Regions from separate parts of the Homo sapiens genome. Here region 2 is linked to region 1. A link is a contact called in ENCODE POLR2A ChIA-PET data. All regions are on one chromosome and are shown on one strand. Each heading gives the region's core, a stretch centred on a gene start or an enhancer-like site at or near the end of the contact. The rest is flanking DNA. Distances are from core to core; before and after follow the strand shown.

Evidence for each region. ChIA-PET counts read pairs that join two places held with the same protein, here RNA polymerase II (POLR2A).
Region 2: POLR2A ChIA-PET joins it to region 1 with 10 read pairs in activated CD4-positive, alpha-beta T cell. The contact joins the promoter of RRP7A here to the promoter of PDXP in region 1. POLR2A ChIA-PET finds 5 or more read pairs at or near these places in 2 of 52 experiments (T-cell and activated CD4-positive, alpha-beta T cell).

What each region holds. Positions count from the first base shown.
Region 1 is chr22:37,656,732-37,661,075 of GRCh38, reverse strand. PDXP (pyridoxal phosphatase) reads right to left here and starts at 2,353. Exons shown (of 2, transcript NM_020315.5): 1 at 1,720-2,353. The coding sequence starts at 2,293. It overlaps PDXP-DT (PDXP divergent transcript), which reads left to right and starts at 2,699. Exons shown (of 6, transcript NR_109952.1): 1 at 2,699-2,821. RefSeq lists enhancers at 128-638, 639-1,150, 1,977-2,478, 2,667-2,716, 2,727-2,796 and silencers at 1,857-1,966, 2,167-2,476.
Region 2 is chr22:42,518,546-42,522,889 of GRCh38, reverse strand. It overlaps RRP7A (ribosomal RNA processing 7 homolog A), which reads left to right and starts at 3,094. Exons shown (of 7, transcript NM_015703.5): 1 at 3,094-3,176. The coding sequence starts at 3,104. It overlaps LOC124900479 (a long non-coding RNA gene), which reads right to left. Exons shown (of 3, transcript XR_007068117.1): 1 at 3,537-4,344. RefSeq lists enhancers at 1,893-2,187, 2,713-2,772 and silencers at 2,953-3,012, 3,033-3,202, 3,213-3,342.

The DNA.
Region 1 (4,344 bases), core at 1,104-3,603:
CCTTGAGGCCTCCTGGGAAAAACTTTTCATAGCATAGCCTAAGGCAGGCAGGAGCTGCTGCCGCTGACAGCCCTGACCAGAGAGCCCTCAACACAGACTTATAGGGAAACTGAGGCTGAGGTGAGCCCGCCCACATACCAAGCAGGTGTGCAGCACAGCCAGGAGAGGCCAAGGACTACAGAATCCCTCTCTGCCATGCCATAACACTGGGTTTACATCTCCTGGTGTATTATCACTGCCCTGCATCATGCCTCCTCCAGGAAGTCTTCCTAGGTGCCCCTGGCACTAGGCCCTGCTCACCACCCCACCATAATCCTGTGTCTACTTCTCTCCACTCAATACCATCCTGTACCCCCAGGATTTAATATCAATGACTGTCCGGGTCAGTGGCCAACAGAGACGGAGTGACAGAGATCTGTCCACGGCCCCAGTATACTGACTGGGCTATTAACCTGTCCACACACACTGACCACTGCCAATTAGCCTCTGCTGCCACCTGCTCTTGTCTAACGCAAACCCTCCACAATGGAGGAGCCTCCTTTTGCTTCTGCCTCCCCTGCAGGGCTGAACTCGCAAGATGACAGCAGTGAAGACTGCCCTGGAGGTCGGTGTCACAAAGGCCAAATTCAGGTTCCCGCGCTCTATCACTCTGCCAGAGAGTTGCTGGCAGAATTCTGCCCCACCCATCATTGGGGTGCGGTTGGAGGGTTGGAGGGGAAGCCTGCGAGGACTGTCCCTACTTGTGAGGGCTGAAACACCAATTCCCAGAGGCAGGATGGAGGCAGGTGTGTGGGGACACAGGAGGTGGAGGGGCTCACTATATCTGTTCTTGGGCAGCTCACTTCCCTTCTCTTAGTCTCAGTTTCTTTCCTCTTCTTTTAGAGATAAGGTCTCACTATGTTGCCCATGCTGAAGTACAGTGGCTTTTCACAGATGCAATGATAGCACGCTACAGCCTTGACCTCCTAGGCTCAAGCAATCCTCCCGCCTCAGCCTCTCGAGTAGCTGGGACTACAGGCTGTTGCCACTGCATCCGGCTGCCTCAGTCTCTTTACTTGAGAAATGGGACAATAACTTCCATCTCCAGAGTAATTTGGAAACCAAAGAAGAACACACACAAAGCTGTTTCATTAAGTTCTCTGTAACATGGGGGACTCTGGCTACAACTTACATCATCTGAACACCTACTATGTGCCAGGCACTCACCCTGATCACCGTCACCGGGCATGCTGAGCACTGCCATTTCTCACCCAGGCAGAGATGCTTGGAGGTTATGTAACTGAACACGATTACACAGCTGTGAAGCTGGAGCTGGACCTGGAACTGAGGTCAAACTCCACCGCCTTTGCTCCCCACACACCTGCCTACACCCTGCCTCTGGGAATGGTGTTTCAACCCTCACACAGGGGGACAATCCTCCCAGGCTTCCTCTCCAACCCCACCCCGATGGTGGGTAGGGCAGAATTCCGCCCAACTCCCTAAGTTACAAAGGGCCTCAGTTTCCTCATCTGTCCAACAGGGACCACACTGCTGCGCCTCACAGGATGACGGCTACAGGGATCAACCGCCCCCCACACCAAAGCACCCTGGGCCTCCCTCGCACTCTCCTGTTCCCCACCTGCCACCTGGAGACGCCTCTTCCCCGCCCCTCACCCTTAGGCGTGGAGGCGAATGCGCAGGTCGCCCCCATCTCAGTTTCCCCGCCATTCCCGCGCTCACCAGGGGTCCGGCTGCCGTCGCTCAGCGGGTGCCATGGGTCACGGTCGGTGGCCACGAGTAGGCACTCGGGGTCGCGCAGGTGCGCGCACGCCTCCCTCAGCTTGGCGAAGGAGAAGTGCTCGTCGTAGCCCACAAGCACGGCGCGCACGCGCGGGGCCGCGCCGTCCCCCGCGCTCGGGTCCCCGGCCAGGCGCAGCCCCGCGGCGCGCAGCTCGGCGCGCAGCCCCTCGCCGCCCAGCACGAACACGGCGCCCGGCGCGTCCGGAGGCCCGGGCAGGCGCTGGCGCAGCAGGCGCGCGGCGCACAGCGCGGAGCTGAAGAGCTGCTCGGCGCGCAGCCCCCCGAAGCCGAGGCGCGCGAAGCGCAGGGCCAGCTCGGGCCGCGCGCGCCGGCTGTTGTTGCTCACAAACAGAGCCGCCTTGCCGGCCCGCGCCAGCCGCTCCAGCAGCTCCGGGGCGCCCGGCACGGCGCGCTCGCCGTTCCACAGCACCCCGTCACAGTCGAACAGGACCCCCTGCGCCCGGCCCAGCACGTCGCGCAGGGCCGCTCCGCGCAGCCTCTCGCAGCGCGCCATGCAGCCGGCCGGCCGCCGGCCTCCCGCGCCGCGCTCTCTCCGCGGGCACGGCGCGCTCTCCCTGGCACGTTCCACGCAGCCGCCAATTGGCGCGCTGGAAGGACCGGGGGGCGGGGCGACGGCGTGGCCTGCAGCCAATGGGGGCGAGAGTCTGGGAGAGGAGCGAAGCCGCGAGCTAACGGAACTTGGAGAGAGGGGCGGATTCGTGGCCAACACCGAGGGGAAGGGACCAATGAAGAGCTAGCTTGATCCTTCTCCCCGTCCCTGGTTCTGCTGGACCAGTCGCCGCCGAGTTTCAACGCCGACTACACTCTTACGCGGTGGGAGACTGACGCTCTTCTTAACCAATAAGAATCTACAAACAAAACGCGAAGCGAAAGGCCCCGTGCCCTCCAGCCAATCAGAAGCTTAGGCGAGCTGGTTGCTGGGAGAAAAACAGATGTTAAATGAACTGCCTTTGGGTCGAATCTCATTGCCCCCTGAATCGTGGACGCTCCAGTTCAGAGCGAAGTCCCAAGAAACGTGTGTGTACGATGGGGTACGAGGCACATGGTGTCTTCTTGGGTGCTGGAGCCCTCGGTCTAGACCAGTAGTTCTTCACACTGCGTTAGAGTCCCCTGGGAACTTATTTTCAGATATCATTTACATATAGTAAAATGCATAGATCTTAAATGTACAGTTCAATGTCTTGACAAATGCTTTTGAAATCACCGATGTGTAGCAGGACAGATCCTCATGTAAGTGTTTTGGGTGAAGACTGGGCATTTTTTGGTTTGTTGGTTAGTTGGTTTAATTCCAGGGATTCTACCGTGAGCTAGGATAGGGTAGGGAAGCACTGGGCTAGAGGCTGGTAGGCTGTCACTGCAGCACGCCCCGGGAGGGCAGGATCCAGAATGGTCGTGGCCAATTGCCCAGAATAGTAATGGGGTGACCCAGGTTGGCTGGGTCCCTGTCTTAGGGAGGAGGCCTTGTGATCTGGAAGCAACCACAGGTCTTGGGACCTTTGAGGAGCCACTGGTCTGCAGTGTGGGGATGAATGAATTGTGAGCTGTGGTGTCACAGTTTTGAAGTTGTCTGCCAACTTCAGATAAGGCTGTGACCCCCAGGAGCAACTGGAGCTCCAACGACTTGGGAAAAACTGTACCTTGTACCCAACCTTGGAAGCTCAACTAGCTCCTATTCCCCAAGTGCCCTAAGCCTTTTGCTCCTGGCCTTTGCATAGATAGTCTCCTTGGCCTGAATGTTCCTTTTTCCTTTAAAAATTTCACCTTCAGGGCCGGGCTCGGTGGCTCACGCCTGTAATCCCAGCACTTTGGGAGGCTGAGGTGGGCGGATCACGAGGTCAGGAGATCGAGACCATCCTGGCTACGGTGAAACCCCGTCTCTACTAAAAATACAAAAAAAAAAAAAAAAAAAAAGAAAAAAATTAGCTAGGCGTGGTGGCGGGTGCCTGTAGTCCCAGCTACTCGGGAGGCTGAGGCAGGAGAATTGCTTGAACCCAGGAGGCGGAGCTTGCAGCGACCTGAGATCGTGCCAATGCACTCCAGCCTGGGCAACAGAGCGAGACTCCATCTCAAAAAAAAATAAACAAAAAATAAAAAATAAATAAAATAAATAAAAATAAACAAAATTCACCTTCAGGTCAGCTCCTGAAAGACTTCCCTTAAATATCACCTTCTCCAGGAAGCCGTTCTTAACCACCCACCCCATACCATGAGTCTAGGTTATATGGCCACCCCTAACTTGGCTAATATGGGCTCCCAGTGCAATGACACTTGATTTTTTTTGTTTTTGAGACAGGGTCTTACACCGTCACCCAGGCTGGAGTGCAGTGGCATGATCACTGCTCACTGAAGCCTCCAACTCCTGGGCTCAAGCGATCCTCCTGCCTCAGCCTTCCTAGTTGCTGAGACTACAGGCACACGCCACTACACCCAGTTAATTAAAATTTTTTTTTTTGTAGAGACAGGGTCTCACTATGTTGTCCAGGCTGGTCTAGAACTCCTGGGCTCAAGTGATCCTCCTGCCTCAGGCTCCCAGTGCTGGGATTA
Region 2 (4,344 bases), core at 1,845-4,344, 4.9 Mb before region 1:
TCTGCTTCTGGGGAGGCCTCAGGGAGCTTTGACTCATGGTGGAAGGCGAAGTGTGAGGGGTCACTTCACATGGTGAAAGCCTGACCAACAAAGTGGGGGGTGAAGCAGCCACCCATTTTTAAACAAACAGATCTCGCGAGAACTCGCGATCGCAAAGACGCAAAGACGGCGCCAAGCCATGAGGCCCCCATGATCCAAACACTTCCCACCAGGCCCCACCTCTAGCACTGGGGATTACAATTTAACATGCGATTTGGGCGGAGACAAATACTCAAACTCTATCACCAGCCATCCCTGCTGAGATGCCGGACTCATCTGCTGAGATGCTGCGATGTGAGTGAAGTGACTTGGAACCTTTAGTGCAGCCCATATGCCAGCTGAATACCATCAAATGCCCTCAGTCAGTGCCACAGGGAGAAACAAAATCTCCTAGCAGAGCATTGCCCAAATTCCTGACCCATGAAATACATGGGCAGTGGTAATTATAAAGAAAGTGGAGTTAATTGATCGAGTGGCATCAGTGGGCTGAAGGAAGAAAACAACAGGCCTCAGGACAGCCATTTATCAACTTATAGCCCAAGGTGAAAATCAGGAGGGGCTTCCAGAGACGTGTTTAAAGACAGGTCACATTGTGCTGATAAAGGCCTAGAACCTGATGAGAACTGTGGAGTTTGAATCAGGGCAGATGAACGGCTGTGCTAAGTGCTGTGCTCCAGTCAAGGAGCACAGAAGTGAAGGAGCGGACACTGTCACCTAGGGCAGGGAACGTCTGGATAGATGGGCTCAAGAGTCTTGAATTCTAGGCTGGGTGCAGTGGCTCACACCTGTAATCTCAGCACTTTGGGAGGCCGAGGTGGGCAGATCATCTGAGGTCAGGAGATCAAGACCAGCCTGGCCAACATGGTAAACCCTGTCTCTACTAAAAATACAAAAAAGTAGCTGGGTGTGGTGGCACATGCCTGTAATCCCAGCTACTTGGGAGGCTGAGGCAGGAGAATTGCTTGAACCCGGGAGGTGGAGGTTGCAGTAAGCTGAGATGGCAGCACTGCACTCCAGCCTGGGTGTCAGCAGAGTGAGACTCCGTCTCAAAAAAAAAAAAAAAAAAAAAAAAAAAAGGCTTATGCCTGTAATCCCAGCACTTTGGGAAGCCGAGGTGGGCGGATCACAAGGCCAAGAGATCGAGACTATCCTGGCCAATATGGCGAAGCTCTGTGTCTATCAAAAATAAGAAATTTAGCTGGTCATGGTGGTGCACACCTGTAATCCCAGCTACTCAGGAGGCTGATGCAGGAGAATTGCTTGAACCCAGGAGGCGGAGGTTGCAGTGAGCGGAGATCGCGCCACTGCACTCCAGCCTGGCGACACAGCGAGACTCCATCTCAAAAAAAAAAAAAAAAAAGTGATGTTGTGTGGCCAGTCCTGATATCCATCGAGATGGCTCCTTGAAGCGTGGAAGCAATACATGAGAGGGAGATAACAGAACGATGGTGGCAGGGCACTGAGAAGGAGCCAAAGGCCTCGGGGAGGGGGATGTGCAGGCACAGATTTATTATGCAACATCTGAGAAGCCAGATGACCGTATTTCTGGAGGGTTCACCAGAGACTGCTTTGACTAGTGGGGGGTCTAGGCATCAATGGGCAATCGGCATGGCCGTCCTCTGAGGCCAGGGTAGAAGAGGGCAAATAGGACTGGAGCCGGGCTCGGAAAGGTCAGCAGGAGATAGGATTCCAGAGAGCAGAGGTTCGGTTGATGTGACTGTCAGAACAGGAGCAAGGCCAGAGTGGCTGCCAGGGATCCTGGGCGCACAGGAGTCTCTGGTGAATGCTAGTAGACCACGGTATTCCCAGGGGCCACGGAAGCCCCAACACTGCTTGACTGCGCTAAGCAAAGAAAGATCAAAAACAAAAAACGAGCGAACAGGACAGTAATGGCAGCTGCTGATGGAAAATCCCAACCCCTCATCCAGTTTCCAGGCCTAAGCTAGGCCTCAGAACCAGAGGTCACTGACTGAAAGGGAGGCTGGGTCCCCTCCAGACCACAAATATTTGCAGTAGTAGGCTCCTAATCTTTCCCCAAAGGGGCCGACAGCATTTCCAAGAAGCAACTGTACACTGGGAAAAGAGAAATAGTAGATACATCAAGGGCTGGCGGGTACACAGTCTGAGAGGCCCTTTGGAGTCCAGAAAAGTGGAGTCCTTGGACTTCATTTCTCCCCTATCTACACTTGCTCCCTTGGCGATCACACCCTCTCATAACTTTCTTTTTTTTTCTCTTTCTTTTTTTTTTGAGACAGAGTCTCGCTCTGTTGCCCAGGCTGGATTGCAGTGGGGCGATCTTGGCTAACTGCAATCTCCGCCTCCTGGGTTCAAGCGATTCTCCTGCCTCAGCCTCCCGAGTAGCTGGAATTACAGGCATGCACTACCACGCCCGGCTACTTTTTGTACCTAGTAGACACGGGGTTTCACCATGTTGGCCAGGCTGGTCTGGAACTCCTGACCTCAAGTGATCCGCCCCCCTCGGCCTCCCAAATTGCTGGGATTACAGGCATGAATCACCGCACCCGGCTCCTCTCGTAACTGTCAATAACCTATCCATGGCCAGTCCCGTGTGTATTGCTCCAGGCCTGACATCTCTGATGTTCAGTCTGTTCAGTCTCATATCTAAGTGCCCACCTGACATGTCCCCTGAGTGGCCTAATGGGCATCTCACCACGGCTCACAGAGAACTGATCTACTCCATTTTCACCCCCAAGCAGGCCCCTCTCCTGCAGTCTTCCCATCTCAGTCAATGGCAACACCATCCTCTTAGTTGCTCAGACTGAAAACCTAGCAGCCATCCTGGATTTCTCTCACACTGCCTATTCAACGTGTGAATGCATGAGTGGAAAGCTGAGTTCGCACTCGTGACTGGCCGGGGTCAACTCTGACATTCGCTCCCACTTTCGCGCGCTGATTTATCTCTGAGCGGATGAAGGTTGGGCCATGGCGGGCGGGGCCGGGGAGGCGGGCTTGGAGTGAGGGGGCGGGGCAGGCGCCACGAAAACGCGCTCGCGCCGGCGCCGAACCGCAACTCCCGGCGGCCCCCGCGCTCCCGGGTGGCAAGATGGTGGCGCGCAGGAGGAAGTGCGCCGCGCGGGACCCGGAGGACCGTATCCCCAGCCCACTGGGCTACGCAGGTGAGGGGCTCCGGGACGCGAGACCGGGGGCGGTCAGGCATCGCCGGGAGGTGTTTGGGGGTTGGCGACGGCCGGGGGTCCCCAGGAGCGGCCGCACGGTTGGGTGTGAGCCCCGGTGGCCCGTGGCCCCAGGCTCCGCAGGTCTTGAGGCTCCGGGGTCCCGAGGACCCAGGCGGCGCCCTTCTGCCTGCTCACTCTCCCGGGGCGAGCCCAACTTGGTCCACGCTTCCCTTGGGTGAGCCCGCCTCTGTCCACACTCTCACCCAGGACAAACCCATTTCCGTCCACACCCGCTCGTCCAGGTGAGCCCATCCCCTTCTCATCGCCTCTGCTCCTAGTCCATCCCCCATCAGCTCTTACCTGGGCTGTTATAGGCCCTCCTACTCGGTTGCCCTCCTTCTCCTCTTGCCCCTGCTTCTGTTCTCCACCCACGTGCCAGAATGTTCTTTTAAGGACATTTAGATTCGATCATGTCTGCCGCGCCCACGATAGGCGCCACACCTACTGCATTCCCTCCAGTGGCTTTATCAGGTAGCTTCTAAAACAAAAACCAGACTTCTTAACCTGTGTGGGCCACGTGGTCTGGCTGGTGCCGACCTAAAGCTCTTTCTGTTCCTCTGAGGGAACATGCTTTTTCCCCCCTCTGGGTTTTTGCACGTGCTGTGCCGGTTTGTTGCACAGTGGCGTTCTGGCCTGAGCTTTAATGTTGCTTCCTCAAAGAGGCCATCCGTGATGGCCTATGGAAAGAAGACCTCTGCCACCCCATCACCCTGTAATGTTTCTTTCACAATTGATACAAGTTTGCTGTATGCTTGTTAATTGTCTTCTCCGTTATTGCAACTGAGCTTCCTGAGTTCAGGGACCGCAGCTCTACGCCAACCGGTACTGTGACGGAGGTGTGAGAAAAATAGAAGCAGTTCCTAGCTTTATGAGGATTACAGTCATGGGTGTGCCAGCGATTAACCAAAGAATCTCATCAATATAGCCTCCAGACTGTTAAGAGAAGCTGTGAAGGCACAGGCAGTGGGATCTGAGCTGGCAGGAGGGGCGGAGGTGATGCTAAGGCTCTCCTGAGGAAGCGAGGTTTGAGCTAAACCTGAGGTGAGCGGGAGGGAAGAGGGTGACACGCCAGGTAGAGAGGCCAGCATGTGTGAGGCCCTGGTGTACC